4 separate regions of the Mus musculus genome follow, and regions 1, 3 and 4 are each linked to region 2. A link is a loop called in an ENCODE intact Hi-C map of the cell type or tissue named here. Cell type or tissue: left cerebral cortex. All regions are shown on one strand. Region 1 holds the start of Golph3l (golgi phosphoprotein 3-like). Region 2 has its middle 6.9 kb from the start of Gm40096. Region 3 holds the start of Tars2 (threonyl-tRNA synthetase 2, mitochondrial (putative)). Region 4 overlaps Adamtsl4 (ADAMTS-like 4).

Evidence for each region. Hi-C counts contacts between places; a loop is a spot of excess contacts. Peaks named below come from ENCODE experiments on the same cell type or tissue, not always from the same donor. Only the 100,000 strongest peaks of a DNase experiment are listed, where the experiment ranks them.
Region 1: it touches region 2 in a loop (10-fold over the local background); 7 of 42 quality-filtered maps call a loop at or near these places.
Region 3: it touches region 2 in a loop (2.1-fold over the local background); 5 of 42 quality-filtered maps call a loop at or near these places.
Region 4: it touches region 2 in a loop (2.7-fold over the local background); 2 of 42 quality-filtered maps call a loop at or near these places.

The regions. Positions count from the first base shown.
Region 1 is chr3:95,587,728-95,590,227 of GRCm38, forward strand. Hormad1 (HORMA domain containing 1) reads left to right here. Exons shown (of 15, transcript NM_001289532.1): 15 at 1-133. Golph3l (golgi phosphoprotein 3-like) reads left to right here and starts at 1,207. Exons shown (of 5, transcript NM_146133.3): 1 at 1,207-1,407. The coding sequence starts at 1,240. It overlaps Gm40097 (a long non-coding RNA gene), which reads right to left and starts at 1,090. Exons shown (of 3, transcript XR_867468.2): 1 at 918-1,090. In left cerebral cortex, a CTCF peak has its summit at 1,054; a DNase peak (open chromatin) is centred at 1,095; H3K4me3 peaks cover 1,735 bases; H3K27ac peaks cover 738 bases.
Region 2 is chr3:95,516,372-95,518,871 of GRCm38, forward strand. No RefSeq gene overlaps it. Among named protein-coding and RNA genes, the nearest start is that of Gm40096, 6.9 kb to the right of the region's middle. In left cerebral cortex, a CTCF peak has its summit at 1,246 (motif pointing right); a DNase peak (open chromatin) is centred at 1,282.
Region 3 is chr3:95,753,706-95,756,205 of GRCm38, forward strand. It overlaps Tars2 (threonyl-tRNA synthetase 2, mitochondrial (putative)), which reads right to left and starts at 1,272. Exons shown (of 18, transcript NM_027931.3): 1 at 1,053-1,272; 2 at 614-810. The coding sequence starts at 1,133. In left cerebral cortex, no CTCF peak of the experiment used is centred here; a DNase peak (open chromatin) is centred at 1,241; H3K4me3 peaks cover 1,132 bases; H3K27ac peaks cover 435 bases.
Region 4 is chr3:95,674,478-95,676,977 of GRCm38, forward strand. Adamtsl4 (ADAMTS-like 4) reads right to left here. Exons shown (of 18, transcript NM_144899.3): 18 at 1,724-2,492. The coding sequence ends at 2,356. Gm52627 (a long non-coding RNA gene) reads left to right here. Exons shown (of 2, transcript XR_003954671.1): 2 at 1-1,765. Among named protein-coding and RNA genes, the nearest start is that of Gm52627, 3.6 kb to the left of the region's middle. In left cerebral cortex, CTCF peaks have their summits at 1,519 (motif pointing left), 1,718 and 2,450 (motif pointing right); DNase peaks (open chromatin) are centred at 1,503 and 2,454; H3K27ac peaks cover 2,358 bases.

The DNA.
Region 1 (2,500 bases), 71 kb after region 2:
TAAGTTTTAAGGCCCTCTAAAACCATTTTTGAAGTGTTTATTCTGACTTTAAAATTCTGTAAGGATACACTTTTTACTTATGTTAAAACTGTACCATTTACTTGGTGCTATTAAAACAATGTTTGCTATTTTGATATAGTGTGTTATTAACAACTTTTTTTTTTTAATATTTATTTATTTATTATATGTAAGTACACTGTAGCTGTCTTCAGACACACCAGAAGAGGGCATCAGATTTCATTACAGATGGTTATGAGCCACCATGTGGTTGCTGGGATTTGAACTCATGACCTTTGGAAGAGCAGTCGGCACTCTTAACCGCTGAGCCATCTCACCAGCCCTATTAACAACTTTTAAATATGTATTTAGAGCAAAAATGATAAAAGCAATGGCCAATAAAAAAAAGACCGGCATCTTAATACCATGACTAAGATGCTCAGTGTGCAGGGTCTTTCAGGGCTTCTAGTTATTTAATTAACAGAAAGTGTTCAGCTATTAATTTTGAGAGAATTTAAGTAAGTATATCTTTCGCGAGGTGGACACATTTTAGAACTTTTGAGTGGTAGTGTGAACAATTGTTTTGCTGAGAGACCTGGAACCTAGCCCCACCCAAGCTATTTGCTTCCTTTGCTTCAGAAAAGGAAGACCTAAAAACTTGATCTGTTTCCGTCTTGTAATTTTAGCAGCCATATTCCAAACTGTACAGTAGCTACAGGATTATCAAAGTGGGATAACATCCCTCTAGAGCTGTTATGTGTGTAATAGTACCCATGCTGTTCAGTATAAACAGCACAAACCGAGTCAGATTACGTTTTTCTAGAGGCAAAGTTAAGCTCAGAGTTTACTCTTAGCCTTATTGCTTGGATGCCAACATTTCTTAACCAGCAGTGCCAATACAGACAGCTACAGAAAAACACCTGCTACACTGAAATTGGCCAACAGAATCCTTTCGTGATTGGCAGCACTGTGCTATCTCACAGAATACTTTGATTGGGTAATTTCATCGGGGTGGGATGCAGCCTTTTCCTCGCAGCCACCGAGGTTCCTTCATTGGACAGACCAGCTGTCAGGTTGAACCCAAACCTGCCTCCTTTTGGTGATGTTTGTCTGGATCGCAACACAATAGCCCGGAGGACCTCCCCTCGTAAGCTCCGATTGGCTAGAGTCAAACTTGGGGGTTTCTGATTGGCCCAATGAAGAAACACCAAGGTAGGTTGCCTAGTGATCCTGAGGAAGCTGATGTGTTATTCCCTCTCTGCAACGAAGGATCAGGAAGTTTGTACTCTCTGTGTGGCTGAGAAGTTTTTCACCTACTGGAACCCGCCTAGGGTACGGGAAACAGGTGCCCTCCAAAACGAGAGCGCGAACTGCAGCCTACGTCCCACTGCAGCTCAGGAGCAACGTCAGGTGAGCAAATATAACACTTCTTAACATCCAACAGAGCTGGTCAGTATTTTACTTTAGAGAGAAAGGGTGGTTTTTACTTATTTGTTGTTGCTCATCATGTTTTCAAGTAGGGTATTTTAACTAATAAGTGGCCACAGGGAAATGATGAATTCCTCAAAGAAAATTGCCCCCATTCTCCCCGGGGTGTTAAAGTTTCTTGGATTGGGTTTGGAAATAATGCCAAATGGAATTGGCACCCTAAGGCATTGTTCTGTGTTCTGTTCCTTCACTCTTCTTACTTCCCCTGAAAATTATATTTGAAATATACGCTTGTATGAAGAATTGTTTGTAAGACTCTTGGTGTGTATTTCTGGTGCTGTTTAATGAGTATATATTTATTTGAGCAGTTAAAACGTTAAAGATATTGTGCTAGTTGCTATGGAGAATATAAAAATTAAAAGATGACAATATTTCAGCCCTGGAGAAGTTTAATGTAACAGACAGCCATAACAAAAGAGGGACTATAATAAACATTTTAAAGGGCTTAAGTATAAATTTCTGTTTACATACAACTGAAGAAAAATCCATTTCTAAGTGTTTAATATATGCATAGTGGAGAGATAGAATTCACCTTAAGGCCTCACTTGTCTTTAGTAGGCCTTCAAAGACTGGACAGACAGTATTTAGGGAGGAAAGGAAAAGGAAGAAAACTCCAAGATCACAAGGATCAGAGGCAGAAAGAAAGCAAGATAAAATTGTTGAACTAGGCACAACCATAGCACATTTTAAATATTATTCTTTTGACCTCAAAGATATATAATTGCTGATAGTTTTTGACTTGCTTTTAATCATAAAAATTGACATTTATACCAGGCAGTGGTGACACACCTCTAATTCCAGCACTTGGGGAGCAGAGGCAGGTGGATCTCTAAGTTCAAGGCCAGCCTGGTCTACATAATGAATTCCAAGATAGCTAGGACATTTACACAGAGCAACCCTGTTTTGTTTCGTTCTAAACAAACGAAAAATAAAATACATTTACATTTGTATGAACTGTGCTAACTTTAAGCTTTATCACAGATGACTTAGACAAGTGTAATGCTTAGTATAAAAG
Region 2 (2,500 bases):
ACATAGTCCCTTTCTGAATTTTTCTCCAGTTGCTTAAAGCACCTTTTCACTGTTGGTTACTTCAAGTCAGTATCCAAGCTGCAGTTCAACTTTAAATATTAAGTTGATTGTAGGGTTGGCAAGATGGCTCAGCAATGAACGCACTTGCTGTCAAGCCGTCCCAGGACCTACACGGGAGAAGTAATGCAGCCATCCCTCCAAGTTGCCCTCTGACCTCCACACACACACAGTGGTATGTGCACACTTTACACATACACTCAATGAACAAATGTAATTTCTGAAGAGTCTGCTCTGTTCTTTAACAGTCACCTACTCCCACCCTCCCTATACACACACTTTCCCCTCTCGCTGTGGCGGGAGCACAAAGGACCTTGTGCTCACAGATAAGCCCTGGGGAAACCAGGAGTGTTAAGCAGGTTTGTCTCTCTCCAACAGGAGACATGTGTAACCTGTCTTTCTACCCAGAAGGCTGGAGTGGTGGTGGTCAACAACCTGGTGATTTGTGTGTTCTGAAGAGCCAGGCCACACCAAGCTACCACAGCCAGGACCTGAGATACTTAGTAGTCCAGGTGACCTTTGTGTTATCTGTATGGCCAGATCCCCACAGCCAGGCCCAGAGGTGGGATCCTCCCCTAGTCCCGTAAGATAACACATGTGGCCTCTCTCTAGAACCCATCTTCATAAAGCTTTTTTCTAAATTGTACTGTATACTTGCTATAAACCCTCTGGGTCTGACTCTAGAAGTCTGAACCAACATTGGCTGACTAAGTGAGGTTGAGACAGATTTTCTTCTTGCCTCCTGTGGGTTGTTACTTTGCAGGCCCTGGCTTCTGCAGTCACCTCCACATTCATTGATTTAATGGCTTGATGATTTGATTAATTGCTTCATCTTTGTGTCCAGGGTCCCAGTGCTTATTACTGTAATCTGAACTGGTTCTCATGATCTTCACAGACACAATGAGAGAGAAATGAAGGCATACGAATGATAATAGCATGCTCTACATTTAATTACACAGGCTTTGTTGAAACCAGAAGATCTGTGAGACTTCAGTATTGTTTATTTTTTGCCTGTAGTTTCCAACTCCTCTGCCACTGGAAAGCTTTTCTGAATCATTAAGCGGCTTTCTACTTACACTGTGCTTGTCAGGACTGCGGTAATCCAGTCTGTCACTTTGGTACTTACAGTCATAACGGCTTTCTTTCCTGAGGCTTTTAAATGATTTGTTTGGGTTTTATTATAGTGGGGGAGGTGCAGTGCCCTCAGAAGCCAGAAGATGGCACCAGATCTCCTGGCGCTCAAATTGCGGGCATTCCTGAGCTGGCATCCAAACTCTGATAACTTGGATAAGCTCATTCTGCTAAGCCATCTCTCCAGCTTCCTGAAGCAATTTACATGCACACACACACGCATGCGCGCGCGTACAAACACACACACACTCACACACCCATACACACAGACACACACGGAAACACACACACACACACACATACACACACACTCACACACCCATACACACAGACACACAGACACATACACACACGCACACACACACACACACACACACCCATACACACAGACACACACGGGCGCGCACACACACACACACACACACACACACTGTTTTTTAAAGAAATGTTTCTCTGTATCTCCCTGGCCATGCTGGAACTCACTCGGTAGTCCAATCTGGCCTTGAACTCAAGAGATCTGCCGCCTCTGCCTCCTGAGTGCCGGGACTAAAGGAATGTACCACACATGCCCAGTCTGATTTTGTTTGTTTGTTTGTTTGAATTTTGTATAGGTTTTAGCTCTAACTCAGACTAACCTAGAACTCACTGTATAACCCAGGCCAGCATGTAATTTGTGTCTCAGCCTCCCCAGGGTTGGCATGCACCACAATGTCTGGCCTATGGATGTAGAGAATAAAGGTACTTGGTTTTGTGTTTTGTTTTCTTTGTGGATAAAAGGTCTTATGTATAGAAAATTCCAGGAAGTGCATTGAAAAACAATCAGAACTAATGTAATGCGCTTGACATAGCTACAGGACACAAATAAAGATACAAAAGTCAGGGTATTTCTTTTTTAATTAACCAACTGAAAATGAAATTAAGAAAACAACTGTATTTAAAGTAACATCCAAAATAATAAAGAAAAAGCAAAAAGAACACAAAAGTTACATTCTCCAAACTACAAATTCTGTTTTGCAAGGCTCAGAAAGGCTGGGTGGGGTAGATCACACTTGCAATGCCAGCACACAGGAGGCAGAGGCAGGGGGATCAGTGTAAGACAGAGGCCTGGACTATAATAGATGGAGATCTGGGATAGCCAGGGCTCACAGCAAAACTGTCTATACACGTAAAATTAAAAATAAATACAGACAGCAAAGAAAACTTAAGTAAAAGCTAGGTGTGGTTCATGTGTGTAGTCCCAGCACTTGGGAGGTTGAAGCAGGGGGATTGCTGCAAGTTCAAGGCTAGCTTAGACTAAATAGTGAGCTCCAGA
Region 3 (2,500 bases), 240 kb after region 2:
GTGTGCATTCTTCCTCGGGAGTCAACAATCATGCCTTTAGAAGAGGGTCTTTCTTTGGCAAAGAGCATCGCCAGCAGGCTAGGTTGGCTGACCAGATTACACGCACATGTCACCACACCCTTTTTATTTTTAACCTGAAACTATTATTTCATTTATTTATGGGTGGGGCACACATGCTACAGTGTGTGTGTGTGTGTGGGGGGGGGGTCAGAGGACAATTTTTAGGAGTCAGTTTCCTTCCACAAATTCATATTTCAGGTCCTTATGCTTGTGTGGTAATCAATTAAATGACTGACTGACCCCCCCCCCCAACCCTAACCCCCTCCCTGCCCAAAGACTACACCTTTCTGATGGGAAACAAAGAAAAAGAAAAAATGTAGCGGGACAATGGTGGCGCATGCCTTTAATCCCAGCACTTGGGAGACAGAGGCAGGCGGATTTCTGAGTTTGAGGTCAGCCTGGTCTACAGAGTGAGTTCCAGGACAGCCAGGGCTACACAGAGAAACCCTGTCTCGAAAAACCAAAGAGAAACAAAAAGATGCTTTCATTTTCTGACCGGGTGCAGAAAAGGACAGAAAAATAATTCTTGTAGGTAGAAAGGCTGGCTTGATACCTGATCTGATGGGCCAGTTGGTAAGGGGTTGTGTTCCATGCAACAGCATCTACCTTCTGGCCTTCAGGAAGTGATATCTTAATAGCCCGGGCTTTCTTCTGTGTCATACTTGCTAACTTTTTCACGTGAGCGGTCCATAGCTCCTCAAAAAGGCCAAATCGTTCTGCCAACCAATGTGGAGGAGTTGGTGCAGAGGCCTGGAGGAAAAGGCACGTTAGGAGGTATCGCGGGCTTATTTCCACTACTCCGGAATGGGGTCGTAGGGGTTATGGGTGTTTAAGAAGCATTGGTTTTAAGGTGGAAACTGGGTGACACTAGGTCTTAATTTGGGGATTCAAAGGAACCGCACATTTCCGAGTGGGGCAGCAGGGTCCAGGAGGGGCTGGACAGCCTGCCCCCTTGGACTCCGCTGGGCTAAATGGTTGGGAGCTTGGCGTACCTCACGCACGGTGTGGAGCTCGCAGCGGCGGAACTCTGGGAGTGGGAACCCAAGCCGGCGCCACCTCAGACAGAGACCCATGCTGTCTCAAATCGGTACCTCCATGCTCCGATCACCGCTTCTTCCTCACCAGGCTCCTCATTGGCTTCTAAGTCAGTAATATCCTTTCCTATTGGATAACATAGCCGCCATTCCGGCCGGGCACCACCCCCAGGAACTCCGCTGAGGTAGAACCCACACAGCAGCAGCCGCTCTGGGAAAGGTTCCGGTTGACCGGAAAGTGGAAGCTGTTGCACACACCTGCAGTCTGGGTTCCCAAAGTGACAAGAAGGCATCCAACTTTGAGGACAGGGCATACCTCCTGGGGCAAGAATGAGAGAAAAACAGGAAGTGGAAGTTAGTCATTTTCCTTTAATTATAAAATTTATTAAACATTCTTAAAGCTGACAAGAAACAAGTACAGACACTGGAACTAAACATTTAGTGTAAATCCTGGATCTGGCATTAAGTAGTTTTTTTTTTTTTAAGTAAACTTTCTGTAATCTCGATTTTTTAATCTATAAAACAAGAATAAAAATATATGTTCCATTCTGAAGGTACATTTTGTGTAAATTGCTCATCTCGGTGCTTGGTATATGATAATTAGCACCAGCAGCAAGACACTGGTTTTGTTGTTGTTTTTGTTCTCTTTTTCCCCTAGGCTGTCCTGGAACTCACTCTGTAGACCAGGCTGGCCTAGCACTCAGAAATCCACCAGCCTCTGCCTCCCGAGTGCTGGGATAAAAGGCGTGCACGCCCACTGCCCGGCTTGCAAGACACTGTTATTACCACTGAATGTAACAACTCTAAGACTATCTTGGTGGTCATTCCTTTGCAGTCGTGGTGGAGGGACTTTAGAGACCTCTTAATGTCACAGATGTGGAATTTAATCAATCAATCATTATTGCGTGTGTGTGAAGAATCTTTGAAGGCGTGGGCGGCACAGTTTTGTAGGTCACATGCTACCTTTCTGTGGCCACTTCTGTCCTTTCACTTTACATGGGTCTTAGGGGTCAAAGTCACGTTGCCAGGCTTGGGCAGTAAGTACCTGTTATCTGCTGAGCCATCTTACAGGTCTCAGATGTGGAATTCAAAGATTACAGAAGGTAGTTTAAGGTAAAAAACATGCGTGCCGATGAATCTGCAGTGTGCACTCTTCCAGCATACCTTGTTCTTTCCATAGTTTATTTCCAATAGACTCCCTGACCATCTTAGAGACATCCAACATCTTGTTCTCTGTTCCTTACATAAGCCTTTGGTCTCTCATCAGCACCCCACCTTCATCTTTCTTTATTCTTTCTTTGATCTCTCTCCATTAAATCTCAGATGCAGGGCTAGACATATTAGCTTTACACAGTAAAAACAGAAACACGGTCAGATGTGTGGAGAAGCATAAAGGGAAATGAACT
Region 4 (2,500 bases), 160 kb after region 2:
CTGCCTGCATCTGGAAGCTGACTCCTGGGCCCCATTTCTCTGGTCCCTACATCTTTGCCTGTCCTTCCAGGGTCACCTAAGAAGGAAGCACACCTGACCCTCTTCAGAGGCAGGGCATTCTTGTAGCCTCCTTGTGGAACCCCTGTCCTGGGCCAAAGTCAGGTTTTTTTCATGGTGTATTTGGGGAAAGGGTCTCACAAGTATAGCCCAGGCTAGCCTTGTGATCTTCCTGCCTCAGCCTCCCACGTGCTGGGATCACCCATGGCTTTATTTTTTAATTAAAAAAAAAAAAAAGAAATAAAAAGGAACAGATATGACTGCTCCTAGGTATGACGAAGGAGAAAGTTTACAGTAGATCAGAAGAACAAAGCCAGAGGCAGCCACATCTGGGAGAGTTCAGAGTGATCCTGACCTTGTGAGGAGAGGGGGGAGGGGAAGGGAGCAGAAACCAGGTCCAGCTACCAGTAGGCCAAAGGTACAAAAGGGGCAGGTAGCCAGGACGGTTGCTTATAAAGGGAGGGGCAGTCCAGTCCCGTGGGCTGGGAGACAGGGTGTGCCAGTCATACCCTTGTAACAGCGACTGAGGGATGCTGGGAGAACCTGTTGACTGTCAGGTCCACTTTGATATATTAAGCAGGCGCCTCAGCCGTTTGTCCGGGGTTAATTTTCCTTCCCCTCCTTTGTCACCCACTCAGTCCCCTTACACTGTGCTTGCTGTCATCTTCCTGCTCAGCCACATCCAGCGGGAGGACAGCCTAAGTCCCAAGGCAGGGAGCTTTGTACCCTTCTAATGTAGCAAAGGGTTTGCTACAGTGGAACAACTTTATTCTTAGGGGAACTTGGTATCCAAGGAGTGTAGCTGTGTTCAGAAAATAGTAGTAAAACTGTCTGCAGGCTTTTACTAATGGCCATACTCAGCCTGTCTGAAGAGGCACAGACAGAACAAGGCTGCCTCCAGCGGGGCATCGGCAGCAAGAAAGTCAGGCCTCAGAACCAACTGTAGGGGCCAGGGAAGAGGACCCTGGAGAAGGCTGTCCACTCCACCTTTAACAAGTTATTTACTTTGAAAGAAACACACAGGGAGAGGGAAGTGGTGGGGGAGGGAGGAGGCCTGGTGAGACATCTCTGTGGAATGTGTCTCTGGCAGGACATCTGGTCCTGCCTTGGCCCCTCCTCCCTCCTCCTGCAGTCACAGAGTCATGCGGGCCAAGCTCCTATGATTTTGCTGAGCAAAGAGAGGGGGCAAAGTTACCACCCCATGCACCCATGGAAAGCAGTAAGCAGGCATCTAGCAGGGAAGTGGGTAAAAGAGGAGGAGACAGGGCCAGAGCGAGAGAACCTGAAAAGCAACATGCATGCCCCACGCTCGTGCGCACACAAGCCAGCTTAGCCCTGCATTGAAAAGTTCTGCTGGATTCCTAGAGACAACAGGAAGAGCCTACCCAAAAGCCCACCACAGGCTCTCTGCTGGGATCCAAGCACCCATTACTGCTCCTAAACTGGGAAAAGTAGCGGCCTCTAGTGGCCAGTAAGCCATCTGCAGATCTGTAGTGGGACAGAATCTTAGGCCCTTGATCCAGACTGCCCCAGGTTTGAAGCTCACTCCACAGCCCATGAGGACCACATCTTCCTCCCATCCCTAAATGCCGCTCCTCTTCCCACACCACATCTGGCCTCACATTGCTCGGATGGTGGGGTCCCCATGAACATAACGAAGAGCATGTTTATGTCAAAACCAACTTTAATAAAAAATAAATTACTTCTGGGGTGGGCATCATTTTCAGTGTGAAGTGGCGACTGGGGCTAGGATGTCTTATGCTGACGTTTCTCTTTTTCACCCTCGACACAAGTGGTCCCTGCCCTGGAGAGGTGTGGTCCTTCCCCAGTAAGGTAGGGTAGCAGTGGCTGATCCCTGCCCCTGCTAATGAGGGAGGTAGGAATACAGAGACTAGATAAGGCAGGGATGGGAACAACAGGGTAATTTAGAAGATGTGGAGACGAGGATTGGGGCACAGACCTGGAACTTCTGGGGGACACACACTATGTAGCTCAGATTAGTGTGGAAATATAACCTTGCTCTCTCCCCCTTTCTCCCCAGCCCAGAAAAGCATGAGGGATACAGGCACCGCCCACTTCCTATTCTTTCTCAAGCTGCTTTTGTGGAAGTGATAAACATACACAGGACAGACCCCCAGGCAGGTCAGGTACACTTCTTGAGCTATCACACTGTAGGTCTCTCACCCTGGAGGATCCCTCTGGCAAGGCTGAGACCAGGTGAAAAGCCAGAGGGTACAGAGCGGGCTAGTCAGTGGGTGGCACAAGAAAACCACGAAGGCAGGGTCTCTGGGACCCGTTTCAAGCCGGTTCCAGCTGGGACTGCTCCAGGACATGGGCACAAGAGCGGCAGCAGGTAGTTGTGTAGTAGGGGTAGACGCAGAGCCGGGCCTGTACCACCAGGGGGCAGTGTGGAGAGCTGTCCTTGCATTGGTCATCTGAGGAC